Regions from separate parts of the Mus musculus genome. Here region 1 is linked to region 2. The links are chromatin loops, found by intact Hi-C in ENCODE. Cell type or tissue: heart. All regions are shown on one strand. Each heading gives the region's core, and the rest is flanking DNA. Links, peaks and the distances in the headings are about the cores only. Region 1 holds the start of Arl13b (ADP-ribosylation factor-like 13B). Region 2 holds the start of Nsun3 (NOL1/NOP2/Sun domain family member 3).

What was found. A loop is a pair of places that touch in the nucleus more often than their neighbours do. Peaks named below come from ENCODE experiments on the same cell type or tissue, not always from the same donor. Only the 100,000 strongest peaks of a DNase experiment are listed, where the experiment ranks them.
Region 1: a loop joins it to region 2, with 12 times the contacts of the local background. A loop is called at or near these places in 11 of 42 quality-filtered maps.

Annotation. Positions count from the first base shown.
Region 1 is chr16:62,843,569-62,851,906 of GRCm38, forward strand. Arl13b (ADP-ribosylation factor-like 13B) reads right to left here and starts at 3,472. Exons shown (of 10, transcript NM_026577.4): 1 at 3,117-3,472. The coding sequence starts at 3,175. In heart, for the core only: no CTCF peak of the experiment used is centred there; a DNase peak (open chromatin) is centred at 3,543; H3K4me3 peaks cover 1,547 bases; H3K27ac peaks cover 920 bases.
Region 2 is chr16:62,783,122-62,791,459 of GRCm38, forward strand. It overlaps Nsun3 (NOL1/NOP2/Sun domain family member 3), which reads right to left and starts at 3,595. Exons shown (of 6, transcript NM_178925.3): 1 at 3,550-3,595; 2 at 2,667-2,776. The coding sequence starts at 3,561. In heart, for the core only: no CTCF peak of the experiment used is centred there; a DNase peak (open chromatin) is centred at 3,700; H3K4me3 peaks cover 2,134 bases; H3K27ac peaks cover 1,536 bases.

The sequences.
Region 1 (8,338 bases), core at 125-8,124, 60 kb after region 2:
ACAGAGAAATCCCTCTAGTCATAATTTGCTTCTGCTGGGTTTGACAACAACAACGAGAAAAATAACCTCAGCAGCTATGCCTCAAATACTTGCCCAGATTTCCTCTCTTAAGATGCTCTGACAAATACATCATCAACAACTTGGACATGGGAAGATGCTAAGACTTCTAGGATTCCAATTCCAATCTAGGAAACTTAAACACTATCCTGAAAAACATGGAAGACAACACCTTAACCAAGTGGTCAAGGTTAACCTTCCCAGCAATAAAACATACTGGCACTACCCACCCCTTGATATGACATGCTATTATTATGTGCACCGTAGAACCACTTGCTTAAGAAGAAGGACTTACCATCTCTGCAGTATTCTTCCCCAAGATATACTGCCTTTACTCAAATTACAAGGAACTAAAAAGCAAGTTGAGGGATATTCTGCAAGCAAGCACAAGCTCAACCTCAAAAGCCCTAAGCAATGTTATTCAAAGGAACCTCGAAGATGGCAACTCTTACAGACTGAGGAAGGTGAAAACAAAACACACACACACACACCAAACGAAAGAGATGAAGACTATATGTGGGAAAGCAGGCACACTTGCACTACAGCATGAAGTTAACAGTATTCCACTGAGGCTGTTTTCATGGTTGTTCTAAATCTTAAGAACATTCAAACTAAAACTCTAGCGCTGTACTGCATGGCTCCTACTGGGACAAGTCTGTGGGTTTGATACTACAGTCAACTGAACATTGATTTACCCAGCCTGAAAGCCTGGGTTCAGGTTCTGACTCGGATGATAAGTATTCTTTGAAAACTGGCTGGGTTCCTGGGCTTCATTACTAATCCAGACAGGTGCCTTAATACTGGGTCTCGGTCTCCTGCCTGGTACATATCAAGCCAATCTACTACACTCAGCGGACTGTGGGTTATCATTAAACAAACGAAGAACTGCGTTTGATGAGAGAACTTTCCGTGAAGAGTATAGAATCTATTATTCTGCATAGTCTGAATATTAAAAATCATTACACTGTCCTCTCACATTTGCAAATATATTTTAGAATTATATATAAAAAATCTCAACATCAAGTAGAACATCTAAAACTTAAAAGACTAAAAAAAAACCTATGAGCATAATAGAAGCAATTTCTCATGAATTATGTAAGTCATAAAAGCAAAGCATTTTAATTTTTATAACCAGCTTACTTGCTTCTACTTGCTTCTCCTTTATTCCAAAAAAAAAGTAATTAGAACTCATGCGAAGATCATTTATGTAAGCACAGTTATTGGTAACAGATGAGCAAATGATAGATAATATTTGATAAACATCTCTTCAGCCACCATTACAAATCAGGCATTAAGCAAGGACACTGAACACTGAAGTTAGCCATAATCTAAAGTAGCATGAGATAACAGAAAGGTAATGCAAGTCTTACATTGGTTTAAATTATCTAACAACAGAGAGAGAGAGAGAGAGAGAGAGAGAGAGAGAGAGAGAGAGAGAGAGATTGCTTAACTCGGTAATGCCAGAGTTATCATTTCAACATCCAATGCTCTTTAAACAGTGCTACAAAACCTCCCAAGGTCCAGACATCTCTTCACTTACCAGCACCTCAATCTAGGTAGCACAGAGCCAAGTGTCACTTATTAAGACAACCCCCTTACAACTCAGATTTCTAAGGCTGAATCTTAATGGTGTTTTGCTAGTAAAATCCAGTTACCTCTTGTACTTAAAATTCAATACCTCTTCCCCTCCCTAAATGGTTTGTTCTCTAAACAAAGCTCAAAAGACCACGCTGTTATTACTGTGAAAAATGACTACTACAAATGATGAATTTAAAACATCTGGTTATTCTCATCTTCCAATACTCTCCTACAAAATCATTCTTTAAAAGCAGAGGAAAGTACGAGAGGGAAAATGTTAAGGCTTTCAAGTCTAAGTAGAAGCTACAAAATCAGCCAAAATACTAGAGCCAATCAGCGCGCAGAGTGCGGAACACACCTTCTTACTGGTGATTCTATCACTTTCACTTAAAACATTCAAAGCCAGAGTCAATAAGGGGGAGGTGAGGGGCAGGGAGAATGCCAAGTTTTGCTTAAAGCACATTTCTTTCCCAAATATAGGTATGTGTTTTCCTATAAATGTGTGTAGTGTTGCTTTTCAGACGTATTCTTTAAAGAACTGTTCATCTTTATGACGTATATCTGTGAAGGTTGGGTTTTAAAAAAAAAACCAAAACAAAACACTTCACTAGATTTTGTCTATGGTCCAATTCCAAGGCCTAGGTAGGAAAAGTCAATAGTTATAAAGAGAAACACACTCTATAGTTTGGGCTTCTGGGTTTCAGAAACATCAATTTCCCTGACTCCACCCTAGCACAGTGCCTGTATATGTTTCTTGACAGCATTTAATGAATAAACCACCAAGTAATATGCACTGAACATTCACACATGTACTGATGAAAAAAAATGAAACATGAAGCAAGAGACCTTCCAATTAGAAGGTGATACTAGAGTGTACATGAAAACTTCAGCTAAATTACAGCTAAGAAAACACTACCTTTCACACACTCTAATTGAGCCCAACACTTCTTAGGCACAGATACTATCCTCATTTAATAAATAAGGAAGACGGGCCAAATACAAGTTGACTCATATAATTAGTAAGGAATAGAGCCAAAAAGCCAAACAAAATAGAGTGTGGTTGTGTTCTCGGATGTGTACGAGAGAGATGAGATGGAGAAAGCTACAACGGTGTGTGTGTTTATTAGGAAAACTGTTCTTCGCACCTCTCTTACGAAACATCTCCACTACAAAAGGCTTTGAAGAAAAGTACAATGGATAATTATCTCCCTCCTTCCCCTCCCCACACAGACATGCTCACACATGCATCTTTCTAAGAAATGTCAAGCAATTCAAAAATACATGTGTAAAACTTAGTCAAGCAGACATAAGAGGGGCTAGAAGTCTTGAACTCCCGCTCCAGGGATGGTCCCATCGGGAAGGGCGGTTTCCCCCAGACCTGGCCTACTCCTCTCACGCCTAGGGAAGAGGCGGCGCCCGGCTTGTCCCAGGGGTGTGGTCGTCCCCATCCCTCAGGGCAGCGGGCCTGCGCCCTAGCCTACCTGACAGGCTCCCGCCACCGCTTGAACAAGTTGCAGCAGTTGGCCATCAGACTGAACATCCCAGGTCTCTCCTCCCGCCACCTCCCATCCGAGCCTCGGGAGGAGGGGATGAGCCCCGAGCTCCCCGGCCCAGCTCAGGGACCCCACGGCCTCAGGCGTCCCTAGTGTGGACCGGAAAGAGGGCAGGCCGGGAGGGCGGTGACCCGGACAGATCGCGGGGTCCGGCCCCTAACCGAGTCCGCCAGCCGCCCCGGGACAGCCCGAACACTGGCTCAGGAACACAGGAGCGGCGTCAGTGGGACACCAGAGAAAACCCCCGCGTCGACGTGCTGACGTTCCCGAAGCTCGGAAGACCCGCCCTCGGAACCTCCTACCACACGCTTCTCCAATCAGAGGCTGCAGAACTACGTCCCGGGCTTCTGAGCGGCCGAAGACTCCTTGCTCCCCGCCCCCTGTCAAAGGGCGGAAAGAGGAAGTAGGCGTGGTCTAGAAGAAAAAGGCGGAGCTCCTAGAAAAGGGCTCTGGTAACTAGGCAACTGGAGCGTCTGTAGATAAATCCAGGGTTCCTTGGAGAAATCTCACACTAGCCCTGTCTCTACTCAATTAAAATGCATTGCCTGCCAACCTTTCTGTATCCTGTTCATCTCCAGTACCTTAGATGAGACCTAAAGACCTCTGACGGTCTGCGTGTTTTGTTTTGTTTTGTTTTGTTTTGTTTTGTTCTGTTTTGTTGTGCAGTAGGGATGGTGATCCTCTGGGGCTAAGGCCAACTTAGGCTGAAGAACTCAGGAACAAAACACCGAGACAATTATAAACTAAAGACAAACTAGGAAAACTCGTTTGCTAAGTTGTCTTAACAGTTCAAATGAGAATGCTATTTTAATCGGATAGCTATTACATAAAAATATGTGAATGGTAATTATATTTCTTGTAAGAAGGTGTTACGATTACAAAATAAATATGTGATTGCGGACGAATGTGCAAACAGAAAAGGAACAAGATAAAAACATTGTATAGTTGCCACTCAAAGATAAGAAGTAGTGTTGTTTTAATGTATGGTTTCCTGAGACTTTCAGCTATGTAAAATCATGGGCATTTGATTTTTGAAAAGACTGTGAATGTTGTGCAATGCTTTATTTTTAAAGAAGTGTTTTATGACTATTTACAATGCATTTATTGAGGAAAATGGCAAATTCCCCAACATTCATGCAATAACATTTAAAACCACTTTTATCCATTCAAATTCTAAAAGAGAGAGAGTTAGTTCAAATAATGGCAGAATTAGAGAGAGCAGAGGAAAATCACAACATTTAAGGAAAAATGATAGTCTAGGACTAAGATACATTGGAGTTTTAAAGTAGTTATTTTCTAATTCATGAGCTTCCTGGCTCTGAATCTCTGTAGCTCTTCTGTAAAATGGGAATTTAAAAAAAAAAATACCCTTTCACAGTATTACTGAGATAGAGATAAAGTCCAAGGCAATTTCTGATAAGCAATGTCAGGTTTTAAAGTTACAGTCACTTGCCTCACATGTTACACTGTAACCACCTATCTCCTTCTCCATGGGGTGGGATGGAAAGTCAAGGACAGATGAGAAGAAGGGTCTCCATTAACTATCAGTCAGTTTAACAAGGCTGCTGCTCACTCAGTCTTCCCATCCATGCTTTGTAACTTGTGGGTGAACAATTTTACAAAGCACTGCTCTGGATGCCCATTCCTTCATCCAGTCTATAATTGAGTTTCTATCGCATCGAACCATGCCAAGAGAATTTAGATGAAACTGAGGTCTTCCTAATTCTTCTCTCTTCTCTATCTCTCTCTGTCTCTACCTCTCCTTCCCTCCCCTCCTTTTTGTGGTTTTATTTAAGCACAAATAGGATGCACATGAGAGCTATGTATTGGCTTTCTTTCCTGCTCCTTGACATCGTGGTCCAGTGAATTCAACAAGATGCTAGGCTGTATATTCTTGTTTTGCTTGTAGCTTCTATAACTGGTGTTGGGCATCAAGATATAGAGCCCTTGAATCTCTCCATACTCTGGTGTGGATACCTCTGGGTTTCTATCAGTCAAGTGAAATTTTGACATATCCATCCAAATAGTGGTGGGTGAATTTTTTTTCCTCTTTTTGACAACCTTGGAGTTCACCAGGAGCCAGAGAGGAGGCCCAGTACCACACAAGAGATGACAGGTAATGTGGAGGTAAAAGCAAGTTATTTTACAGCTCTTAAAACATTTCATGGCTTCTAAAGCCATTTCATGTCCTCTCCTGTGCTTTCATGGTCGTATACTATTCCATTTTCTCTCCCTGACAATTCTTCCTATGTTTTCTAAGAGCCAAACCTAACCTTCTGCTTTCATTTTTTTTTTAAAAGGATACTCTCTTAGAAAACTTAATTGTCCCTTCCATTCCTGAAGACACTTGCTATGTGTGTGTTCCTTTAGCAATTCAGGAACCATATCTGATACCACTTGTTTCAAAAATGTACTTAATGATAGCTCCAGTTGATACTTATTAAACACGACGCTCAGGTTTCCAGTGCCTTAAGTTGTTTGATGAACAGGGAAATACTAAGCATTTCTAGTTCCCTTCTCTTTATAGACACAGAAAACCAGTGAGGTGTACCTTTACAGAATCAAGCATGCCATGTAACTATGTGTGTCCACTTGAATGTGAATAGAACATCAGCATTGCATAAAAGCATGTAACAGCCCCAGCAGTGGATGCTGTTCTTCCTTTCTTTTTGAGTAGTTGGAAGAGTCTGTTACCATGCCAACATATGGAGGACCTCTACCTGGAAAGTCATGGAGACTCAGATTTCCTGTAACCAAGAAAGAAACCACCAAAGTTGGGCAAGTGTTTTACCAAAATAAATGAACAAAATAGTCTTGCTGGTATCATCCTAAATAAGACTCAAACCCTGAGTGCTAAAATCTTAACACTCAGGAAACAGAAGCAGACTGACACTCTCTGTGAATCTGAGGTCAGCCTTGTCTACATAGAGTTCCAGAGTATCCAGGGCTGCATAGATAGGAGATCCTATCAATAAAAAAAAAAAAAAGAGAAGGCAAAGAGAAGGAGAGGAAGAAAAGAGATCTGGTGGCAAGGCTAGAGCTCAATGGTAAAACATTTTTCTAGTGTGTGTGGGCCAAAGAGTTCAATTTTTAGCCTTGTAAATAAACAAGCAAGCAAATATACGACCAAAAGCAATAATCACTTCATGATCACCTTTGATACTACCAGAAATATTCCCAGGCTCAAATTGTTCATTTGACTATCAATGGACTGCACAGTACTCTTGGCACTGGCAGCATACCAGAAAATCAAACATTAAAAAAATTCTGCCCTCATAAATTTTATTGTTCAGAAAGGATATTACAAAAGAAATCAGGGTGAATGAATGTATTAGTGACTTAATTAGTAAAAGATTATACAGAGAAATATATAACTTGGTATGACAACAGGATTAGATAATGAGTTCAAATTTGGTCAAGTTTTATTTGGATATATATATATATATATATATATATATATATATGTATATGTATTAATCACATTTTACCTGCATAGTATCCATCAAAGTGTTAATACTTAGCAGAATCCAGATATCGATATTGATTGAAACTGGAATGAACTTATAAGTTTAAAACCTCAATAGTTTATCCAGGGATGTAGTCTCCAATTCTATTATTGAGCACGTCAGATATCATTCTAAGTTTCATGTTACAGTGATGGAGGCAGTTATTGTACATTTACTCTGACACGAACGCGTGATTCTGAAACTAGGAAGGTAAGCCCCTGCAAGCAAAAAAATTGGAAAAGGTTTCTTTTTCTTTTTCCATTTCCAGGAAGTGCCTCTGTTTCTTTAAAGTTCCCTTCCATACCCTCTCTGTTGTTGTCTGTATTGGAGATGCTATGGTGCAGCATGCTGTTGATATTCATTCGATTTAGAAACTTTTCCCTCTTTGAGAAATCTCAAAGTTGACAATATCCTTAAAAATTGTCCTCCTGCAATGAAGAGATTCCAAAATGCAGCTGTTCATTGAAGACCCATGGCACATGCACATTTACACACTGAAGATTAAATATAGTACTTTAAGCTTCTTTTGTTTAACAATCCAAACATTTCTGAGGGGGTAGATTTGTCCAAAATGGAACAGAAATTCTTTTTAATTTTATTTATTTTATATCCCAACTGGCTTCCCCTGCCCCGTCTCCTCCCAGTCACTACCCACTCACCCATCCACCCTGCACTACCCACTCCTCCATTTCTCTTTCGAAAAGGGCTAGCCTCAATGGGCCATGGCATAGCAAGTTGCAGTAAGACTAGGCACCTCCTCTTCTATTGAGGCTAGACCAGACAATCCAATAGGAGAAAAGGGTCCCAGAGGCAGGCAACAGAGACAGAGACAGACCCTGTTTCCACTTTAGGACTCCAACATGAAGACCAAGCTACCCTACTGTAACATATGTGCAGAGGCCCTACATGTTTCCTGGTTGGCAGGTCAGTTTCTGTGAGCCCCTATGGGCCTAGGCTAGCTGCTTCTGCAGGTTTTCTTGTGGTGTCTGTGACCCCTTACAAACCTTCCTCTTTTAAGGAAGAGAATTTCTTTTAAATGGAGGGGTTGCAAATATACTCAATAGTTCTTATTCTAACAAATGCAAGGATTTAGAACATAGTACAGCACCATTTACTACTTTGACATATATATGTATGTGTATTTCAATTTCAAAACGTTATTTGAAAATGTGGATAGGTGAGGCCTACCATCATGGCGGTGTTGGACTGCAGTTCTAGTGGACCTTGTGGAAAGATGAAGGGGCCATGACAGAAGCCAGAAGAAGGCACAGCATGTGATACTGAGTTGTCTGAGGGACTGGGTTTCACCCACACAGAATGGAGCAGTAGGTGTTGAACTGAAGGCGCTCAAACTGTAGTGATGAATCTCGTCTATGGCTGCAACCCATGCTTGCAGATGTTTTCAATGAGTGCTGGTGGTATTTGGGGCATTTCAAACCAAAGCAAATCAAATCCAGCAGAACAGCAGAGAAATAGTGGGCTCTTCATGTCCCATCAAATGAGTTCCCTGGTTTGGAAATGAAATTGTGTCAGTCAGCTTTCTGCCCTAAGTGAAAAAGTAAACAAACAAACAAACAAAAAACAAAAAACAAAACCCCGAGGATAAACGTCCATGCAGCAAATGAATATATGGCTTTAGTTGTT
Region 2 (8,338 bases), core at 205-8,204:
GTTTGACCTCTGTGAGTGGAAATTACCATACCTCACTAGGATGCACAGAGGGCTGGTGTTGGTTTTAAAATAATCAATCACCACAAACGCAATGCCACGAAGGGAGGGAACACAGTGACCTGACAGTGAGGAAGCAGAGTTTTCAACAATGGGAGGTGACGTTGCTGACCAATGATGCTCACAAAACCTAGGCACCCAGCTCTCTTTGGGAATTCTGTCAGAGACTCAACTGACTGTCCATCCATACCAGTCAACTTTAATTAGACACCAACTCTTCTGCAGGTTGTTTCCTAATTTGTGGTCTACAGCTCCCTTGTTATACTAGCAGGGTTAGCACAAACCTCCAGGTAAATAAATGTCTGACTCTTATCAGGACATTATCAGTACATTTCAAGGACTCAGAGACCACCTCTAAGGAGGTAAGAGAAAACCTCAGACCTACTTCCCAGTAAAGTTTCTTTATTACGAAGACAGAGTAGAGTAAGGAAAGAGACTCAGTGATGCCTCCAGAGGAGAGAACCCAAGTCCATCCTGAAAGCAGCATGGGTTTAGAAGACAATAACATGCACTCAAGTGTACTGAAGGGGAGAACTAAGAGGAATGGCTCGAAAACAGAAAACAATGGCCTCGGTCTGGAAAGGAACTGCATAGTGTAAGATGACAGTTCTGCTACAGACTTCCCTGAAGGGGACGAGCTGGATGTAAGGACAAAGAAAGCTCAGTGATAGAACTTGAAAGCAAACCTCCCCACTGCTACAGAGACCTGAGAAAGAGCAGTTCTTTCTTTCCCAGACGAGGAGGGAGGAGACTGCTGACAGTAAAAGTGCTTAAATGAAGTGTAGCATTACGTTTGCAAACAGTTATAAAACAAACGTATAATTCCGTCCTTACTTCCCTAGGCCACCTTCCAGGGTCTGCCTTTCTAAGAAAGCTTTTATTTTGCCTATGGCAAATTTAGTACATGTTTATGCAAAACTTAAATTACCATGAAATTCTACCAAGAAGGTAGATAGAGCAGAAGGCACAGCTAATTACATGGCTTTGAGGTTCACTGCTCATTTTGTTCAGGGTCAAATCGTAATTTATAAGTCTTTCTGGGTATACGAAGTAGAAAATCAAGTCATTGCAGGTTATGAATAGCCAGGTTACTAAAAAGCCTTCAGACAAAATACTTCTTGCAAATCTTTTGTTTTAAATCATCCAAGTATGCTAATTATATCCTACGTATGAGGCACAGTGCTGTCAATAGTGGGAGATCAATCAGGACTCAGGCAGACTGGGCAAAAGCTCCAACTCTACTAAGCAGCTAAATGAATTTAGGTAAATGACTTTAACTCTACACTATAGCCTCAGAAGAAAAATAAAGTACTTAAGTAGGTATTATTTGAACACAATACCTACCTACAAATGCAAAGTGTGTGGTTCTTTAGATAGTCTATATGAATGAATACCTTCGCATACTAAAATCCTTAGGAATTCATTATATACACTATTATTCACATTTTGATAGAAAACTCATAAAATGTAGCATTGTTGAAATAACAGCTGCCTTTTCATTTTATAAGTTTCCTAAATATCTTAATGTCCTAAAATCATTTTTGACCCACTTCACAGCTTATCTTTATTCTTTGTTCCAAATTATGCTTAAAGTTGTTCTCTGAAAAGACATACCTACTGAGTTCATCTCAGAAGAGATGGTATAAAACAATCATCGGAGACATTACTTTCTGAGCTAACTTTCAGACTATCCAGTCATACCGCTTTTTCATCTCTGCTGTGCAAAACAGATTGGCAACTTTCCCTCAGCCCTGAATGTCTGGTTCCTTTTGTCAAGTTAATTCCAAAGTCACCAGTGGCTGTCACTGGTACCCACACACTGAAATAAATCAAATGCCCTATTATTGATGCATGTTTCTGGAATGGTACGGTGCCCCTCCCATTGACTTCTCCCATGAATAGACTGCATGTAAACTAGAGAGGAGGACTATACTGTTCTTTGTATTCCAGGGGGTATCTTATATACCAATCAGGCATTCCATACAAATCCCCATTCACTACCATTCCGATCAACAGCTCAGACTCATCAAAACACAAATCATATTTGTCACTTTTTTTAAAGAAGTCATGGAGTTTATTGCAGAGATATGGAGTACGGCTGAACACAGAGGTCAGAGGACAACCTACAGTCTAGTCCCCGCTCTGGGAATGCCAACTGCCTTCCCTCCCCGCCAGTTCCACCATGGCCACTTGGCCATGTTCATGCATGCTAGGCTTATTTAGATTGGTCTGTCCATGTGCACATGTGCTCCACATACAGATGGCATGGTGACAATAATTGCCAAATAAAGCCTGACTTTAGCTAAGATAGAGGAACACTGACTTTAAGGACTTGGTATTACCTGAATTTCATTAAGTTAAATTTCTTCCAAGTTAGGATTTTTATTACAGCGTTGTTTTAAAATGTGGTGCCTCCCCATTTTACAGATAAAAGCCAAGTGCTTGAGAGGGCATTACTATCTGCCCCACATTTCTACATGCCAGGTGATTCCTTCACACATAAAATGTACAGTCACCTCCTCCCTCCTGGACTGTGCCACTCTCAAGGAGGTATTTGCTACATACTTCCCTTTCCTCTCACAAAATATCAAGAGACGAACCATACTGACCTTACTGTACTCCAGGAATCCCCAAGTTCTTTCGAATACTGTTTGTCAAACTGATCCAACACAACTCTGCATAGCTGTTTGGCAAGCTTCCCCTCTGATTTTGCTTTCAGCTATGATGATAAGAAAAAGGTGCTGACAACACACTGTGATATCACATATTTATTGAAAGTTGACAGTGACATTAAATTTTCTTTATATCTCTACTTATTCGTGGAGACTTCCATACCTGTCTACAACATACTTTAATAAACACGTCTCCACACCACTCCAACTCCACCCAGACTCCCACTGTGTGTTCCCCTTCCAACTTCATGTCCTTTTAAAAAATCCACTCGGGAACAATTAGTGCTGTCGTTATGCACATGGGGGTGTGGAGCCATACCCCAAAGACAACTCTCTCCCGGCCTCAAGCCAGCTACTGCCAATAATAGCTAGTCAGGAGTGGGGCTTCCTGATTTTTAAAATGTCAGTTCCTGCCGTTGGATCAACTCCTTACTTGTAACAAAATTATTTCATGGTTTTTCTCGAAGTGGTAATTACCAAGTGTTAGAGGTGAATCTATGCTAAAAAAAAAAAAAATTCAGAAGCCATAAAAGTTTTGTTGTTGTTGTTTGTCTTTTAAAGTAAGACTGTAAAGAAAAAAGTATTCCAAAGTTTATTTACGGAAATAAGCATCGCCCCAACTTTCTGGCTCTCCCCTCATCACCGGGGTGCACCCAGGGCTGAGAAAGCTCGCAGTGACAATGTCGCCGGCCCGCGGGACAGCAGCAGCACCAGGAACACACTCAGCACGGTTCCGGGCTGTGGGCAGTGCGGGTCCCATCCCAGTCCACCCTGCCTCTCGGTGGCTTCAGCCCGGGGCGCTCGACCGCCAGAGCCTCACCCGAGTCAGCATGGTCCCCGCCTGAGCTCGCCAACTACGGGTCTCCGCTAGAGTTCGCGCGGGGTAACACGAAGAAACGCCATACTTCCGGGTCCTGCGAGGAGGTCACAGATGGGCTGGCTCGCAGTTCCTGTTTCCGGTCTCGCGAGATTGTAGACAAAAATCTCGCGGGAGACTCAGGTCCTGCAAGAGGCGGAGCCAAAGCTCTCTGGGGACTCCGGAGCTGCTGGGGTGCGAACCCCGAGCGAAGGGTGGAGTGTGGGTGCTGGTTTACAGAGTCACCCTTCCTGTCTCTGTTCATGGGGTCGAGAGAAGACCTGTATCAGTGTTTTAGATGCACAGGCATTGCTGGTTTACAAAACCGAACCCCGCGATGAGAAAAGCGGTAGAAAGATTAAATCGCGCCTCTCCTTACATTTGCCCGAGTCACTCTATCTTCAAACTGGGAAGTGATAAATGTTACACCGGAAGTACCGACTGCCCCCACTGAGACTGCGGGCATGTGCTGAGGGCTGGCCGTTAGCATGCTCTGTAGCCAGCTCGACAGGGATGCAGATATTTCCAGACATGCTCAGGTCTCCATCTATCAGCCTCTGAAAGAATGGACCCAAAGTATCAGGCTGAGAGAAGGAAAGAGGGGACAGCCATAGGGAAACTTGTCTTCTGGAAAGAGCTTTCCAACAGCTCTAAAATGTCAGAGCGTCTTCTAACAGGGTGAGATTGAACCCGGATGACAATGGCCAAAGACACGGGCGGAGGTTGGGTACGGGGTTCCACTGGATGTCTTTGTTCCTCTTCCCAATGTGGTCACCTTGAATAAACGGCCTTTTTCTGCTTTCCAGTTTCAATTTTGTTTTTTAAATAGGCTGATTTATTATAGGTGGCTGGACTTTGATATAAGAACTGTCACATCATTGGTACTTGAATAATACCTGTTTTCACCAAGCACTAAGACCACACTCCCAAGGACCAGGAAGGACTCACCAAGGCCCTGGCCTACTTCAAGCATCAGTGTTGACATTGTTAGGAATAACCACTCATTAGCATTTGCCTTGTTCTCTGGTAACAAACCAGAAATGTCTCAGAGATGATTTGGTCTCCTATAGTAACTAGGCATCTTCACGTTGAGATGGCACTCGATGCTCAAAGTATCAGTATAGGATATGCGATAGGTAGGTGCTGGACTCTCCAAATCCTATACAAAGGAAATGTCTTCTACACGAATGTGATTTAAAGCTTAGTTGGTTTTATTTTTTGTTTGTTTGTTATTTTTTTGTAAGTTCCTCAGTAATCTATAGTGTGTTAGAATTTTGATTCAGTATAAAATAAAATAATTGGTATGCAAATGACTACATGAATACACACCTGTTCTATATTTGAGAAAAAGTAATTCATTTACTCTTTAGCTGTTATATTCAGAGATTTTGTGCATTTTCTATGTTCACTATAAAATGCACCTACTAGTAAATATACTAGATTTATATTTGCAGTGAAAGAAGACCTAGAAAATAGGAGGTAGACTCCTATTAGGATGTTAAACTTCAAAAGGTCAGATCTATTAGCAACTTGTTTTGAGCTACTGATGGTATAAGAAACAACCTACCCCAAATATAAGAATTTATTGTTTCTTTGTTAATATTGTTTTGAGATAGCATCTCAGGTAGTTCAGAGTGGCCTTGAACTCACCATGTAAGGAAGGATGACCTAAACTGATCCCACTGCCTCCACCTCAAAGGTATTGGGGTTATCTGTGGTATGCTTTCATGACTAATTTATGGGGTTGCCAGGGGTTGAACCCACAGCCTTGTGAATGCTAGGCAAACAATGTACCAAGAACTACTCCCACACTATTTTTTTTCTTTCAATGATTATGAATTTTCATACTTATACAAGTCATGTTACAACTCTTGTTTATGTTGGCAAAATGTTAAGGGCCCACTGGATATGAAAACCTGTTTGGTACTGTGAGAGATCTTCATTCCTTAGGACAAATGGCAGAAGGAAAAAAAAAACCCCTAAAAAACAAAACTAAAACTAAAACCCACAGAGTTGCCTGGAATCAGGCAATGAGGCTATTTCAGTTCAGGTGAGCCTCCTCTTAGTGTAGGGGGTCTCTGGGCATTGTACAGAAATTTAAGCTGACAATCCAGCGCTTGAACACATAAATATGACCTCATTTTTTAATTGTTTTAGTTGTCTTAAACTTCCCTTTATAGGGGGACATAAAATATATCATGTGGAGATCACATATGTACATATATATGTATGTAATATGTTCTAACAAGTTTGACTCCTCGGTATCTCCTGTTGGGACTGCCTTTAAAAAGGTAAAAATAATGCTGTGAGTGGGAGGTCTACTCCAGCAAACTGACAGCCTTTGCAAAGGACACACTGGTAATGGTTGGTGTCGGTCACAGGTGCTGCAATAGAGAGAAGCTTACCAAGATGATAAACCTTTACATTTTCTGAAGGAACAGAGGGGTTCCGCCTTCTTGGAAAAGACTGAACCTGACTACCTCACTCCAGTTACTTTTATTCGTTAGTTAGAACAGACAACCCATACAAATCTTGACCATGGTGAGCCCATGGTAAGAATGTCAAGTTTTCCATTGAGTGTCTTAGGACCAAGGTTTAGACAGCTGCAAGATCTCACACAGGAACTAATACAGACTTTCCAGGGGGACATTTCTTCAAGGTTCAAACAGTCTCAAACAATTTCACAGCCTCCACGGATTAATCTAAACATTGCAAAGGCTCTGCTAAAACATTTCTCTGAAATCCAAGCATAAAGGCTTTACTGCCCATATCACTACATCACCTCCCTTTTCTTTCTTTAAGCAGATTTGTTAGGAATAACAATGTAGCATATTATGGAGTTGTAAATATGGCCTTTCGTCTGTCTAGTTGTCTAACAGCTTTATGTAAATAAATCAGCATACATACATACATGTGTAAAGCTATCACAACAAAGAGAATTATAAAAATCACAAGAACAAGAAACTTATTAAAATAATTCATGGGAATAAATGAAGCTACAACATCTGCAAGACCTGTCCCGTTCACGTCATTCCCTGTTACATCAGGCATCTTCTCTGAAAAGGTTTCTATAATTTCTTGCTGTAAAACATAAATCATCTGAGAACAATTGGGATGACCCAACAAATACATTTTAACCTTTTTCCAATCATATTTGCTCTCGTTGAATCTTAAAGGCCTAATACAATAAAAAGTAACATTCCAATCATATTTTAATTTCATTTCTTCTCCCAATAAATCTAACTGATCTCCAAAGACCGTCAGAGCTTGCTTCAATTCAGCTACTACCTCAGCTATTTCCTGGTCTATCTATTCTGTAGAGTCCAAGGTTCATGAGAATGCATCTGCCAATCTTTCACAAATTAGCAGCTCGAACTTCTGTGTGAAAAGCAACTCGAGCTGCATCGTAGTAGCAGTTGATGTGATAATTCCCAGGACCACAGAAATTATCAACCCAGCTGTCTTAGTCAGGGTTTCTATTCCTGCACAAACATCATGACCAAGAAGCAAGTTGGGGAGGAAAGGGTTTATTCAGCTTACATTTCCACATTGCTGTTCATCACCAAGGAAGTCAGGACTGGAACTTAAGCAGGTCAGGAAGCAGGAGCTGATGCAGAGGCTATGGAGGGATGTTCTTTACTACCTTTCTTCCCCTGGCTTGCTTAGCCTGCTCTCTTATAGAACCAAGATTACCAGCCCAGAGATGGTCCCACCCACCATGGGCCTTTCCCCCTTGATCACTAATTGAGAAAATGCCTTACAGTTGGATCTCATGGAGACATTTCCTCAACTGAAGCTCTTTTTTCTGTAATAACTCCAGCCTGTGTCAAGTTGTCACTAAACTAGCCAGTACACCAGCCATCTCTCGAATTCTTAATATTCTACCAGCGAGCTTCTGTATTAGTACCATCACAGGAGAGTCTTGCTATGGTCGCCAGCCTCACTTGTATCCAGACTGCTGGCCTAGCTCTGAGAATATATAAACTTTCAAAGGTAACATCTAAAGACACAGCAGCATGGACACAAGTATAGAGAGTACAGCCTGCACAGTGTTGCTTTGATTCCCATTAGGGAGCCATAGCACAGGCAGTAACACATAAGGCAATGGTTTACAAGCCATAAAGGTGTGACTGTTTTAAATTAAAGGGCAAATGAAATTTATCATAATTAAAGTTCCAACTTTCCATTCCATGCTTTGAGTGGGTGAAAAGCGCTTGCCAATTTCCACAAATTAATCCGACTAGAACTACAAAATTGTAATAGAGGGTCTGACACTTCAATTCCATGCCACTCAGTAGAGTCTCTAGAAGCAGAAAGAACTTCCACAGTTTTATCTGAATTGGACCCTTGCCATTTCAGTTCTGAGAATGCAGTCCTCAAGGGCGTCCACGAGGGCTCCGGTCAACGACTTCTTGCTTAACAAGCACCCAAGGCTTCTCACCTATACACTGCAGCCAATATATCCAGATTCCTTGTTAGTCATCCATAATTTGCAAGATGGTAAACATATGGAACCCATGACATTAATCTTTTGTCCCTCAAATCCAAATGCACGAAGCATAAGTAGCTTTCTGTAAGGATTCTGAGTCGTACTTTGATCAACTCTAGATACCCAAATTGAGACATTATGCTTAAGCAATAAATTCCATTACCCATATGAATAGGAATTGCTTTTAGTCTCACAGTGTAATTTACAATTCCCTTACCCTCCTGAGCGGGTTGAGCTGATCCATGATGGACATTAGAACCAGAT